2 separate regions of the Homo sapiens genome follow, and region 2 is linked to region 1. The links are chromatin loops, found by intact Hi-C in ENCODE. Cell type or tissue: ascending aorta. All regions are shown on one strand. Each heading gives the region's core, and the rest is flanking DNA. Links, peaks and the distances in the headings are about the cores only.

Region 1 (7,810 bases), core at 591-5,590:
CTACGTCTTCTTCATGCACCAGCTACAGGCATGAGTAGAAAGTGAAGCATTCTCATTTAAGCCAAACTACTCCAGAAGTTGACCATTCTCGAAAAAGGCACTAGCAGGACAGTAATAGCCTTCATGAGGATTTGAAACGCAGGTTCAGTAGCTTCTTTGTTGGGCTGAGGGGCAGGGCAGAGAGTGCTTACAAACTCCTAGTTTAAACTATCCTGGGGTTGTAATGGAGGAGAGTGGTTTAATGCTGGTATGGTCTCCATGGGCTGTATTTCACTGAGCTGCCTTGGAGAAAAGACTTAAAATCCAGGCATACCTATTGTGCCCAATAGAAACATGTGCAGCATATTTTGGTGAGTGTTGTAATTAAAGGCAATCAAAGATGTTTTTAGGTTCTTTACATAGTAGAAACCATATGCTTTTTAGTCCAAAAACAAGAGACATTCTTTGGTCCCATTTTCACATTTTTTTTTGTAAGACACCAGAATTTAACATTTTATCTTCTTCTTTCGCCAGAGGACCACAGCCATCTATTAAAACTGGCTCTAATACTTGCAGACTGGGGGCCAAGCAACCCTAGAGACAAACTGGAAAATTGTACCAATGGAATTTCAGCAACTCCCACAATCAAGTCTATAATGCCGCAGGCCTTAGTGCAGTCAAAATTAATTGCACCAAAGGGCCATGGACCCATTCAATGAAACGAGATCCCCAAACTAAATTTAATAGGGCTTAGAGTCTGGCTTTTTTAATTTTTATTTTTCCAACTCCCCATCTCCTCCCTCCTCAGATTAAAAGAAGTTATATGGACTTTGTGATGTTTTCTGCTATGTCAAATGTCTGCTATACCATCTTTGGCAAAGTCAAAGGAGTGGGAAGTATGCGTTTCTGAAAGAAGGCAAACCACTGCACCCACAATGCTGCACATAGACTCACATCACTGCCGTACATCTACCATCGTCCCTTGAAACATGCCGAGACAGGGCGAAGCCCTCAGAGAGTCCAGGGCACCACCAGCCACTGCGTTGTGACACATGGTTTTTAAAGCATTATTTACACACAATAGGGAACACCTCAGTCAAGCTTTGAAGCTTAGTTTAGGGTCTCTTGTGCATTAAGGAAATTAGTGACCACTCAAAAGTGGAATTCGTAGGAGCCATCATTTCATTAGAACATCAGAATCCATCCCAGGGGACCCTGCCTTCACCCTTTCTTCACACACAGTTGATGAAGGGGGGAAAATGTATCTGTTGGAATTTATCATGAAATGGATGGAAATCTCACCTGGGGGCAAGTTGCCACTGAAAGGAATATACAGTCAAATCTTGACTAACTGGAATGCTTGGTAATGAGGCTTTTTTTTTTTTTTTCTGATGAATTATATGACTTTCTTAATGAACAGTGGGGCCATGGAGGAAAGTTTTGTTTCATGGATGATGAGTGAATATCTTTGCTAGACTCCTGAGCCACTTTCCTGCCTGAAAGTCTTAAGGTAGAAGACCTGATTGAATCTTTCCTTGGTTATCATTTATACTGATTGCTTGATGGCCTTTTCTGTGAAGATCAACTCTTATTGTTTGGTCCTCATAGATGTGGAAGTTGCAGGAGGATGGAGACTAAGTGAGACAATGCAAACTACCCTGGAAGAAAAACCATTTTACATTTCTGATGTGATTTTTTTTCTTTGTTTCTTTTTTGCTAAAAATGGAAGGGAGCAAGAGCATGCAGCTGAGGTTTCCAGTTAGCTAGATTCCAGTTAATCAGGCTTTACTGTAGATCACTCTTTAAAAAGCAGAATTTTTTAATTTTTTTGCAATATGAGCCCCTCCCCCTCCTAAACAGGAAGTGGGATATTTTAAATCAGCCTCAAAGTTTAAAGGATGTGAATGGTCATATAATCTGCTAAAAATGACGTCAATTTCTATTCTAAAAGCTAGGATCAGGAGAGCTTTTAGGAAAAAGTCTTCTTTTAGAAGGGGGAAGTGGGAGGGGTGAGGGAGATTGGATAAGGAGTTTAATTTTCCAAATGCATGTTGGGCAATCCACTCATGCATTTCTTTTTCCACCACTAGTCAAATGAGACAATCTTCCAGAACCCTCAGTTTTAGGTTCCTTCCATTGCAAACCTTTATAACCACATGTCACATTTCTGCTACATTCCAAAAAAGCGTTGCAGAACCTTGAGAACAGTTGAATGTTTTGTGATGTTGTGCATGCAAAATCTACACATTTCAACATTTCAGCCAGTGTACGGGTAGATCTTCCAAGGAGAAAAATTTGGGAGGGATGGGTCCAATTTGAGTAAGGCTTGAGCACTTCTTGCTGAAGAGCTCATTGCCTCTGTGTTGGGTGCAGTGGCAGCATCTATTGACAAAATTTGGCAACTGGTGGGCAGTAGAAAGGGAGAATCTCTGTCATATTCTCTAATTTATAGAATCCTTCCCTGGGCCAAATTACCTGTCTCTTTTATTTTGGAAAAAATCAAACCTTCGCATATGTGTTTCTCATCTTCCAAACTTACCCGCAGCCTTTTCTAAATCTGTAATTTTGACTCTTGGGGTTGGGGAAAAGGAAGTTCCCTGGGTGCCTCTTTCTTGAGGCTAGCCTCTGTCTCAAGGTACACTTTCTGGAAAATGTTGAAACGTTCATCAATAAAAGTTGCTGACAGTGAAGCTTTCACTGTAGTATGCCTGATTTTTAATGCATCAACAGTAACTCCTGCTAATATCATCTATGCTATGAGATGAATGCATTGGAGACGGTATTGATCTGTTCTGCATGCCACATGCTCATCCTGCCTATGAGCTTGGCAGGAATGAGCTTGTCAAGGCTTGGAGATGGGCCTTGGGAAATCAAAGCTTCAGGCAGGCAGGCAGCACCTACTTGTTACAGGGACACACACAAAGCCCGCAGAATTTTCCTAGGTCCGTCAAATTCTTTTCTGCTTCTTTCATGTCCTTATTGATTTGGTCCATCCCTTCCTCAATGCGTTCCAGTTGTTCTGATTAAACACAAGTATTTTATCCCCACAGAATGAAGCAGATGGAAAAGGACAAAGAAAAAAAGACAAAACTTCAGACATTCACTTTGACATTAAAAAAGAAAAAAAAAAAAAGAAAGAAAACTGGACGCCACAGATTAGAGCTGGTACCCAGTACCTACTTGTTACAAGGACATATGAAAAGGCCACAGCATTTCCCTAAATCTTTTAAATTTTTCTCAGCCTCCTTCATGTCTTGGTTGATATGGTTCATGCCTTCTTCGACACGATCGAGTTGTTCTGGTTAGGACAAAGGGATGACAGTGTGGAATGAATTTTTTGGGGGTCTCCAACAGAACATGAGAAATGACTATGTGAAACAGAATTTGAAAGAGAGATATTACAATGCATTGTCCAAGAGGATGCATTGTTGAAGACTGCTACCGCTGCCCTACACAGGTATGGGTGGAAAGAAACAAACCAAACGATGCTCAAAATACTTTGTAATTCAACATGATGGGATGGGGTGGAAGGCCTGTTTGATTCTGAGTGTCCAGGAAAACAGCACAGCATATTCGCTTACTCAGGCACCAGTGAAATCCAGGAGAAAAAAAAACAGGGTGTTAGTTTATGTTTTAGGCATTCCAGTTTAACGCTACTAAGGAAAGGATCTGCTTCAACTTTAAAATATCTCCATCTTTTGGTTTTTAAGCATCCTCAACCAGATAAGGGTAGAAAATAGAATCCATTTTCTTCTTTGGAGACAACAGCAGCAGCAGCAATCATAAGCAATGGGTATGGATGTCTTTTCTTCCCCTAGCAGTGGCAGTCTAGCCAGAGGTAGCCATGGTCTGCACTTGATTGTGCATATGTAATTCGTAAAAGCTGTTTTTTAAAAAAAGAGTAACATCCACACAGCAACATTGTAAGTCCTGGAACATTGCAATTCCTCTATCATCCTATGACTTAATTGCTATGAATGTTTTGGAAGGCATTTCACTTCTCTGCCCCCTGATTTCCAAGTCTATAATGGGGGTCATGCTCCAAGCCCAGGCAGAGAGCAGGGAGAATGAATGTCTCTTTGGAAGTAGGATTATGAATTGGAACATAGGACAATATGGTGTCACTGCTGCCAGCATAGCTGACCTTAGTGTATCTAAGTACATAGATCAATAGTCATAAAAATGAATCATACTTCTAGGTTGCCAAGGTTACATACACCAACTTGATTAATTTTTTTGAATTGTATCACCAAATTGAGATAACTACAAGTTCAATGAAAGGATTTTTAAAACAGCTTTAAAAGACCATTAAAGGAAGGCAGCAATGGATGTCTTCGCTGGCTAATTACAAAACCTAATTACATTTCCATTCCTCTTTTCATCTGTATTTTCATGCATGCATGCCTGTGCCTCCTGGAATAAAGGCATGCCTAGAATACAACTGATAAGTACATTTCCAGCCTAAGGGCATACATTATCACTTAAACACAATTTCACATTAAGTTATACAGTGGAAATTGTGCTTCCAAAAAAACTAAGATACATTCACTAGTGACCCAAACTGCCAGACTGTGAATTTGGAAAATAAAAGCCTACTGTGTTTTCTTTCGTGAGGCTAAAGAACAGAATTCAGTTCATGAGGAATCTGCTATTTCTCTTATGCTTTTGAAATGACAGGTGAAAACAAAATTTCATTGTTTATCCAGCATTGAATACCTGGAGGAGATAATAAGGTAGTGCAGGAGAACTTTTGCCGAATAAATACAGGCACAGTGATGGCTTAAAAAAAAAAATCCGCAAATATAGCTGGGTGTGGTGGCTCATGCCTGTGATCCCAGCACTTAGGGAGGCCAAGGCAGGCAGATCACCAGAGGTCCAGAGTTTGAGACCAGCCTGGCTAACATGGTAAAACCATGTTTCTACTAAAAATACAAAAAAAATTTCTGGGCGTGGTGGCATGCGCCTGTAATCCCAGCTACTTGGGAGGCTGAGGCAGGAGAATTGCTTGAACCTGGGAGGTGGAGGTTGCAGTGAGCTGAGATTGCACTATTGCATTCCAGCTTGGGCAACAAGAGCGAAACTCCGTCCCAAAAATAAAAATTACAATTAAAAAAAATTTTTAAAAGGCTATATATATGGCAATCCCCTACATTCAAGAAGATTTTTTTCTTTTCTAAGGATTTCACTCCAGTTTCCTTTTAAGAATGCAATAAATTAGTCTGTAGATCAAGGTAAATATTCAAGTGGAGGGACTGGTGTGGGGAAAGGAACTCATCATCAGATGAAGAACCATTATATATACAGACAATAGGGATGCCAAATCCCAATCAAGTAATTGCTAATGGCCTCTGGGAATGCAGGCTTGAGATGGATTGGAGGAGGCATCTGGACTCAGAAGGAGAGATGCTGCCCCCAGCTAATGACAGCTGAAATAAGCATAGATTATGGCGTGGGGACACATATGCAATTATTTGTCTTTCTTGAGGAGTTTCTCCTAAGTTACAAAGCGAGTTGATAATTTTTTTTTTTTTTGGCCAAAATATTAACTCTCTGACAAGATATTAGGGACCCATCCACTGTGCTTCCAGAGATTAGGAGGTAACATATATATGTGAATTGGTGCACAGGTATTGGACCTATGAATTAGATAATTGATATTAAAAAGGGAAAAACAAACAGGCACGTCTAAATCCATATTTCAGAAAGCTGGGCTCTGCCATCGGTTACCAGCTTAATTTGGCAAAGTTTTGACTAAAAGAGAAAACTCTGAAGCTGAATTTGATTCAGAAAACTATTCAGAAAATAGTTGATTCAGAACACTATTTTATAACTACCAATATCAGTTGAATATATATTTACATAAGAATTCTAAGTCAAACCTTTAATTTAAAAAATATTGTGGAGTCATTTTGTTGCAGAAATTCTAGCAATAATATTAATTTTTAGAGTGTACTGAGTTATGTTTGTGGAGATGTTTGGCATATTGGGACTTCATGGCACTTCAATGATTTCTGTGAAGATGCTTCTCAGGAAATGCTTATAAGCATCTCATTCTGGGATGAACAGCAGCATCTCTGAGGCTGATGCAACGCACCATCCAGTGTTGACTGCTTTTGATCTCCCTAAGCTTGTTTTCTGGCTCATTTCTGTTTATTCTTGGGGGCTGGGAGGAGAATAACATTTTGAGTAGGGAGGGGGTCTTCAGGTAGGTGACACTATATGTTGGGGCCAGAGCTTGGGCTTTCTTTTGCCATGATATTGGATCACTGGTTATTTGTGATAGATCCACCAATGACAGAATCCTCAAGGATCTATATTAATGTTTTCCATTAATATTTTTCCAATGACTGGTGAAAACAAAATTTCTACTAATCTCTCCTAAGTAAGCCAACATGGGGCCCTTAGTATTCTCAATCTAGTAAAAATCAGTAGAAGAATAGTAAGCATTAATACTATTAATCTAGTATGCAGCCTTCATGAGTATATCCAGTTACAAGATGCTGCCTCTATGAATTTCATTTTTCTTAGCATTTATGAACATATAGAAATTTATTTAAATTTAAATAGCCCTATGTGGCTATCATGACTAAGTACAGCCTTAGTCATTCATAACAGATATTGGTGAATGGACTTTAGCTAGAGAGATGGTTTTTCAGATGCCACCTTGTAGTGCCATGAACCTTTTAAGATAGCTGACTCTCCGGACAGGAATTTACTTTGTCTTTCTTCTGTCAGACAGTAGTCAAATATTTCACTGTTTAGTTTGGAGCTGATCCCAGGAGATTTTCCCAAAAGTCACATCTTCAGCATCAAAACAGACATACAACTCAGCAAAGACCAGCAAAAGGAACAAGAGATATGCAGGTAAAAGCCCACATTAGTGCCAGGGTCATTTGGGGACTTCCCTTGGTGACAAATTTTCTAGAGGAATGAAAGTTCCAGGGCTCAGTACGTTTCCAGGTCTGGTTGTCATGCTCAGTGCTCCTTGGTGTCTCCCGATACCTGGGTATAAAGCAAGAATCCCATAGGAAATTTCCTAGTGCAATCATTTAACTGGACAACCTGGAATGGCCTGGCCTGACCCAACAGTGGTTGAGATGGTTCTTTAGAAGAATGGCTGTTTCTTGAGGCTCCCGTGCTGCTGTGAGGTAGAAATAGTCAACACTTTTGGTGCTCACGCATAAACAAAATTAGTAGAGCATAAATGAAGAGAAATTTCAAAGCAGTTACTGATCTAAACAAGTAAAGGCAAAATTAAAATGCACTTATATGGCAGTTAAGATAGCTGTTGACATGCTCATCTGTCAATTAGAAAGGTCCTTCTGTGTCTCTACTGCCTAATTAAAAAAAAAAAAAAGGTCCTAAGTTCCTATTATACTATAAATGAAATGTGTACCATTTAAGACCGGCCAGAAACCACCTACTTTCGGGGGTTTTACAGTTGCGTGTTTCTCATCAGTGTCTATCTACTCACCACACATCTGGTAAAACCCAGTCTATCCTTGTTTAACTGAGGAATTCAGCATTTACTGTGGTATGGCTATAATTGAAATGTCTTAGCCGAGAACATTAACTGTCTCATGGGGAAATCTGTCAAACAGACATTCTATTCTGCTTTGTTTCTCGGAGAATAGTACATAGGTGATTCTGGAGATAATTTGTGCTAAAGAAGATATATTTTTGCATTTTTATGAAGATTTCAGCAAATTATATCTCTAGATTTTCTTCATCAAAGTACAATGCAATTTATCACTCATGTAAGCCTGTTATTCATGTTTTCTCTTTTTCATTCCAGGTTTGTATATATTATTTTCCATGTCTTTATGTCACT
Region 2 (7,810 bases), core at 1,280-6,279, 57 kb before region 1:
GCCATTTCCCAGCTTCCTTCAGGTAGCAATACCAATAGAATATGCACTGCTGGCTGGGCACAGTGGCTCATGCCTGTAATCCCAGCACTTTAGGAGGCCGAGGAAGGCAGATCACGAGGTCAGGAATTCAAGACCAGCCTAGCCAATATGGTGAAACCCCATCTCTCCTAAAAATACAAAAATTAGCCGGGCATGGTGGCGAGTGCCTGTAGTCCCAGCTACTCAGGAGGCTGAGGCAGGAGAATCACTTGAACCCAGGAGGTGGAAGTTGCAGTGAGCCAAGATCATGCCACTGCACTTCAGCCTGGTTGACAGAGTGAGACTCCATCTCAAAAAAAAAAAAAAAAAAAAGGAATATGCACTACCATGTAGATATGCTACACTTGATTTATTATAGACTGACTTTGACCAAGGTCAGGGAGAGAAATCCACTCGGGCCCATAAACTCTCAAACAAACATTTAATTAAGTTCAATTTAACTCTATTATAAATAACTTTAGAATGTTTTCTCTCTACGTTATCTTTTGTAACCTCAATCCCAAGGTGGAACTAGAAAGACAACCACTAGCTCCACATGTAATTACTATTTACTTCCTTTGGATGTGTTTTTTCCCATTATCAGATGGGGAAGTTCAGGTCTTAACCAAGGAAGCCTAAGTGGGCTTGTGTTCAGGCTCTGTGGGACTCCCTACCCCACTGGGTCACATTCCAGCTGTGTTCTTGGCTCAGTTCACTTTTGTGGTTTCAAGAATGTAAATAATTTGCACTTTTACCCTCTTCTTTTTATCTATTTCTGCACAAGGTATTGGTGACCTGAATATATTTCCTTGAATTCATCGACTTCAAATATTCCATTTCTGTAACTGACCTCAATATGTTTTCCTCCTTTGAAACAATAAACTCGCTAACAGATCAACACAGTCTACTCATAGTGAAAAGATCATGAATAAACATGAGATTCTTTGGAATTTGGATATTGCTATTACTAGCTTTGTGTTGCTCGTTTTAAACCCAAAACACTAGTAAGGGTGAACTAATCGTCCCAGGACCACACGTTGTCTTTCCTGTCTTTAAATTTTTGCTCCCGTACTTCTGCTTCTTTCAATGTCCTCTTGCTGTCCTGACAAAGGTTTCAATCCAATCAACCTTGGTACTGAAACTTCCTGTAAACACTTTCTTAATTTCCCAAACCTGGAGTCATTATTCATTGGCATTTACTGTTTATAGAATTCATTTATTAATGTACTCAAGAGCTGCCTTGCAATAGTGCTTCACTTACTCTTTTACCCCTTATTTATCCTTCATTCTGCTTAGTGCCATGTTAATGTCATTTCTCCCTGCCTAGAATTTTAACTCCTCAAGTACAAGAACTGTTTATTGTACTTGTAGGTAATCCAACCTTCCTCAGTTCAATGCCTTAATTTAGACACCCTGAAAAAATAATTGTTTTTATTTTTTGTTTTAAGCATTGGTAGAATATAGTTGCTTCCCACATTTTGTCAAAGGAAGTTAACTTGAGCTGGTACTGCTTTAACTTATTTCTGAGATAGAATAGGAATGGGATGCAGCTCCTCCTTCACATATTTTTTTTTCTTTTTCTCTAGTTCCACTGATCACAAAACCCACACCACTCGCTGGTGATATGCCCACGAATCCCAAGGCTTTAGTCACACAAAGAAAACAGCCGTTCTTCCGCGCTTTCATAACATGTAACCATGCCTTTTACGTAAAGAATTCCAGAAACTGGCTTAGGAAATCTAAATATTGTGGACTGTCCCACCTTGGGAAGGAATGCTGAACAATTGATTTACAGCTTTGTTGCTGCCAGCCAGACCACCAGGTGGTCCATTACTCAAGATAAACATTGCAACCAGATATGCTAACTGAATAATCTACCCCTCACATGCTTTGCCCAACCCAGCCTGCATACCCTACACCTGATGTTAATTCCCGTGCTTTGCCTAATAAAAAAGCCCCAACCAGCTTTTTCAGGGAGTCCTTGTACCTCCACTGTCTTCCTTGAGCTTGAGCACAAGCTCCAAAATAAAAACCTTGACTGGGAAAACTACCTGGCCCCGTATTAATTTTTATTACATGGGAAACCAAAGAGCTTGTGATCTGTAACATTTCCAAATCTTCTGCTCTGAATTTTGTTTTTCTTGAGACGGAGTCTCACTCTGTCACCCAGGCTAGAGTACAGTGGCGCGATCTCGGCTCACTGCAACCTCTATCTCCCGGTTCAAGTGATTCTCCTATCTTAGCCCCCAAAGTAGCAGGGATTACAGGCACGCACCACCACACCCAGCTAATTTTTTGTATTTTTAGTAGAGACGGGATTTCACCATGTTGACCAGGCTGGTCTCAAACTCCTGACCTCAGGTGATCTGCCCGCCTAGGCCTCCCAAAGTACTGGGATTACAGGCATGAGCCACTGTGCCTGGCCTGAAAATTCTTTTTTTTAAATTAAGATTTACTTTTTTAATTCAAAAGTTAACACAGCAGAGGTGTTTGTTCCAGGGGTGGTTGTGATGATTGTGGTCTATGACACAGCTTCCACACCTCGAGAATAACAATCGTCAGTGTTCAGTGAGCACTCCCTATGTGTTGTACTGTGAATAATCAAAACATGTATTTAGGCTACTTGGGAGGCTGAGGTAGGAGAATCACTTGAACCCGGGAGGCGGAGGTTGCAGTGAGCCAATATCACGCCATTGCACTCCAGCCTGGGTGACAAGTTTTGAAACTCCGTCTCAAAAAAAAAAAAAAAGTATTTGGTCTTTGCCCCTGTTTCCTGCCACAGAGTTTCAGAAACTCTTGGAATTTCCTTAATGACAGGAGTGTCTTTTGTTATTCATAATGAGCCACTTTTGCTATATCCAAGTATATGCTAATAAGGTAACTTTTGGCAGAGCCCCTAGAGAGCTTCAGGATGGGGGGTGGCAGCTAGGAAAATCAACCATGTGGTGAGAGGGTTGGAACCTTCAGCCCCAGTCCCTGCCTGCTGAGGAGGGGAGGCCAGAAACTGAGGCTAATGTGGCTAATGACTGATTCAATCATGCCTACATAATAAAACTTCAATAAAAGCTCTGAATGATGAGGTGTGAACTGCTTCCCAGTTGGTGCACACATTGATGTACCAGGAGGGTGGCAGACCCTGGCTCCATGGGGACAGAAGCTCCTGTGCTCAAGACCCTTCCAGATCTTGCCATCATATGTTTTTTCATCTGACTATTCATTTGTATCCTTTATGGGAAAAGAGTAATTGTAAGTACAGTGTTTTCCTGAGTCCTGTGAGTCATTCTTTCACAGGGTGAACCTCAAGGGGGTGCAGCCTGGGAGGTCACATGGGTTCTTGCCTTCATGCAGGAAGGAAATCAAAAGTGAGATGACAGAGTAAAGTGAAAGCAAGTTTACTAAGAAAGTAAGGGAGTAGGCCAGGCGAAGTGGCTCACGCCTGTAATCCCAGCACTTTGGGAGGCTGAGGCTGTTGGATCACGAGGTCAGGAGTTCGAGACCAGCCTGATCAACATGGTGAAACCCCATCTCTACTAAAAACGCAAAAATTAGCTGGCACACACCAGTCGTCCCAGCTACTCGGGAGGCTGAGGCAAGAGAATTGCTTGAACTGGGGAGGCGGAGGTTGCAGTGACTGTACTCCAGCCTGGGAAACAGAGTGAGACTCCATCTCAAAAAAAAAAAAAAATCAGAAAGTCTTACGGGGGCAAAAACCAGTTACTGCATTGTGAGGGCTCAATTGGCAATGTATTCCTGTTTAGTTTCTCCCTCTTGATTCCCTGATCCCCTGTTCCCCTCCAAACCGCCCCCATCTGACACTCCTGCTTCCTGGAATTATTTCCCAAATAAACTACCTATATGTTCTCAGGCTCTGCTTTCCAAAGAAACCAGGCCATGATAAGATATGGCTAACCTCAGCCGGAGGGATATTGATGTTACCTTAATGACAAAATGGTACAGGGATGAATGGGTTCTTGCTAAGTTTACTGCTCCTGTACTTTGACTTGTGGTGAAAGAAAATATGTTGAAACTAATTAAAATGGTTTCACATCATGAAATTTTTTGAAAGAAATGACCTCGAGCTAATAACATCTGAAAAATGAATAATAGGACAATTGAAAAAGTAACAATGAAGAGTGTTCTTTAGAATTTATGGAAAAATTAATACGAAGGGATTCAGAGTAGATAAGATATCCTTTTATGTGAATTTAAAATATATTTTATTACAGAAGGATTAGGATAAAAACCTTTGATAAGTTGTCATCTGGCTAAGGAAGGACAGTGGCCACATCATGCTGATATTTGCATCCTCACCATTTGGTGCCTGGAACATAATAGATATTTTAAAAATGTGTGTTGAATGAATAGAATCTTAATATTGGTAGTTAGACATTGTAATGGGTTGCATCGTGGCCATGAAAAACATGTCCAAGTTCCAACTTCAGATACGTGTGAGTGTGAATGTGATCTTATTTGGAAAAAGAGTCTTTGTTGGTGTAAATTAAGTGAAGAATCTCAAGATTAAACCATCCTGGATTAACTAGGTGGGCCCCAAATCCAATGACAAATGTGCTTATAAAAAGAAGAGCAGAAGCAGACATAGGGGAGGACCATGTGAAGATGGAGGCAGAGATTGGAGTTGTGCAGCTACAAGCCAAGGGATGCCTGGAGACATCAGAAACTAGAAGAGAGCTTTTCACAAGATGGTGCCAAAGATGAAGAAGGAAGCTTCCGTCCCTCCTAAAGCCAAGGCCAAAGCAAAGGCTTTGAAGGCCAAGAAGGCAGTGCTGAAAGGTGTCCACAGCCACATACACACACACATAAAGAAAATCTGCACGACCCCCGCCCACCAAGACACTGTGACTTCAGAGGCAGCCCAAATATCCTCGAAAGAGCACCCCCAGGAGAAACAAGCTTGGCCACTATGTCATCATCAAGTTTCTGCTGACCACTGAGTCTCCCATGAAGAAGACAGAAGACAACAGCACACCTGTGTTCATTGTGGATGTTAAAGCCAACAAGCACCAGATCAAACAGGCTGTGAAAAAGCTCTGTGACATTGATGTGGCCAAGGTCAACACCCTGGTTAGGACTGATAGAGAGAAGAAGGCACATATTCTTCTGGGTCCTGATTATGATGCTTTGGATGTTGCCAACAAAATTGGGATCATCTAAACTGAGTCTGGCTGGCTAATTCTAAATATATGTATCTTTTCACCAGAAAAAAGAAACTAGAAGAGACAAGGAAAAATACCCCCCTACAGCCTTGGAGGGAGTGTGGCCTTGCTAACAGCTTGATTTCAGACTTACAAACTCTAGAACCGTGAGAGAATAAACTTCTGTTGTTTAAAGCCACCAAGTTTTTGGTAATTTGTTATGGCAGCCCTAGGAAACTAATACAGAGGTATGAAAAAAAAATGGTGAAAGCTAATGGAACATAAACAATGATTTCAACCATAAAAACACTCAACAAATATTGATCAAGCCTTCACCAAATGCCAGGGACTTCTCGAGGGAAACAGCAGTGAGCAAAATATATGGAGGCCTGTGTACTCACAGTGCTTACATTCTAGCAATATTCTGGTCAGAGAAGCCAGCTTATTCAAAACCTTTACTCTTAACCGAGGCGTGTGTATGTCTGTACCTACATCAGGACCAACTTTACACAACTAGTGGTAAAGAATTTAGAAAATAAAGATTACATAACAACAAAGGAAGCACTTACCACAGAGGACTCAAGCTCCAAATTTCCAGATGGGATATATTATTTTTTAACAAGGATAACAGAAGAAAGACATTCAGAGTTTTTTGACCTTCAGATTTCCATGCAGCTCATGAGATAGATTGGAATTGTCTCCTTGGTTGCAACAGAAGGTTTATCTTCTATAAGCGAACGCAAGGGCTTTGGCTAAAATGTAACTGTATTCCAGTTTGGGGAAAAATAACTCAAGGAAATTTTTCTTAAACTTGTTTTTCTACAATACTTTTAAAAAATATTATGCATCTTAAACTTTTGACAGGTGCCATTGATTATCTGCCAGAGAGGACTAGCCGGTAGCTAGAAGAATGATCATACAACAAACCAATATTAAGGGATAGGTTTGATTCAAAAACCTATGAATCAAATGTGTGTGTGTGTGTGTGTGTTTGGATTTTTACACTTGCGATCATGACACTATTGCCTTTCATGCTGTGTAAATTTAATTAAATGTAATGACCCTAATCAATATAAACTTAAAATAACCAAATATAATTTTGTGTTAAAGTATTATCTGTGTGATTGGAATACAACATAACAATACTATATTCTGCAAGAAGCACTTTGGCTTCCAGTGGCTCTAATACTAGAACAATTCTGAGGCCTGCTTTGTTAGCATCAATCAGCAAGCAGAGCAAAGCTCAGAAATGCTGGACAGAGAAAGCATAAGATCAAATCTGAGAGAACACTTAAAGATGAATCTGAAAACTTCTTTACCTTTTAATATTAATATGTCAGGGTTAAATCATGAATGTATTTCATGTATGCAGGTTCAACTTGGCAAAAATAAATAAATAAACAACTTTTTAAATTTTAAATTGCAACTGCTAATCCACTAATTGAGAGTGAGTCCTGTGGTCAAGGTGAGATAGGAAACTTTGTACCCTCAGCCTCCTCAGTCTCTGAATGCCTCTTGTGTGTGTGTGTGTGTGTGTGTGTGTGTGTATGTGTGTGTCTGTGTGTCTGTGTAGCTAAGTTAAATATAATTCTTGTATTTAAAATTATGTAATTTTTCATAGAACATGTCCTCTGATTCTAAGCCCACTATTCTCCCCAGCTTTTAACCAGACCTTTCACTGTGTTCAACATCTTGAAAGGGATATAGACTGTGTTTTAGGGGTAATTTGAGGGGTTTTTCAAAAGTAAATTGGCTCTGGAATTTCTGTCTCATATAGAATCTAAATGAGAACTAGAGAGAGAGAGAGAGAGAGAGAGACTCTGTTGAACATTATATGACACAGCCAAGAATATGAAAAATGATGACAGTCGCCCCAGCAAACAGCTTGACTGCAATCTCGTGAGACACCCTGAGCCAAAACTATGCAGCTAAGCTGCTTCTGAGAAACTCTGAGAAAATAAATGTGTGTTGTTTTAAGCTGATGAATTTCAGAGTAATTTGTTATGCGGCAATAGATCACTAATACTGTGTCATAGATTTGAAGAAGAAAATGTAGAGTCTTTGCCTTTCTATATTTTGAAATCAAGATGAAAGAAATATGTGCAAAAAAAAAAAAAACCCTATAAAACAATGTGAGAAATGCCATAATAGGAGCAAGTCATTAATAAGCCAAATAGTATTTAGGAGGAAAAAAATGGTTACTCCATTTCTGATCACTAGAGGACTACATTATACTCCACTAAACAAAGAATAATCTGCTTTCAGCAAAAAGTTTCCTAGTTTTGGGAAGTCCAAAAGGACTATTGCCAAGGGAAATCCAGGTTATAGTAGTAAGAAATGGCGGAGGGGAGGAAGAGCTGAGAAGCACACAGGAGGGCCACTGACACTTATTGATTACTTATGGCTCATGTACTTTATCCACATTTTCTTATTTGATCTTCACACCAATTGTATGAGTTAGATCTAATTTTCTTTATCTTATAGATGGACACTATCTATACCAAGGAATGAAACCTTTTGTTTTTGGAATATTCTATAGCATTTGGCAAATTTGGTCACTAAGACTATGCTGAAAGTCAGACTCTCTGGCCTGTAATAGATGGTGACCTGAATTTTATTACTAGTCAACTGCCATCAGA

What was found. A loop is a pair of places that touch in the nucleus more often than their neighbours do. Peaks named below come from ENCODE experiments on the same cell type or tissue, not always from the same donor. Only the 100,000 strongest peaks of a DNase experiment are listed, where the experiment ranks them.
Region 2: it touches region 1 in a loop (2.2-fold over the local background); 7 of 110 quality-filtered maps call a loop at or near these places.

Annotation. Positions count from the first base shown.
Region 1 is chr20:10,288,349-10,296,158 of GRCh38, reverse strand. It overlaps SNAP25 (synaptosome associated protein 25), which reads right to left. Exons shown (of 8, transcript NM_130811.4): 5 at 2,881-2,998. Among named protein-coding and RNA genes, the nearest start is that of SNAP25-AS1, 73 kb to the right of the region's middle. In ascending aorta, for the core only: no CTCF peak of the experiment used is centred there; no DNase peak of the experiment used is centred there; H3K27ac peaks cover 742 bases.
Region 2 is chr20:10,346,537-10,354,346 of GRCh38, reverse strand. It overlaps the pseudogene RPL23AP6. Among named protein-coding and RNA genes, the nearest start is that of MKKS, 84 kb to the left of the region's middle. RefSeq lists an enhancer at 3,252-3,481. In ascending aorta, for the core only: no CTCF peak of the experiment used is centred there; a DNase peak (open chromatin) is centred at 3,355.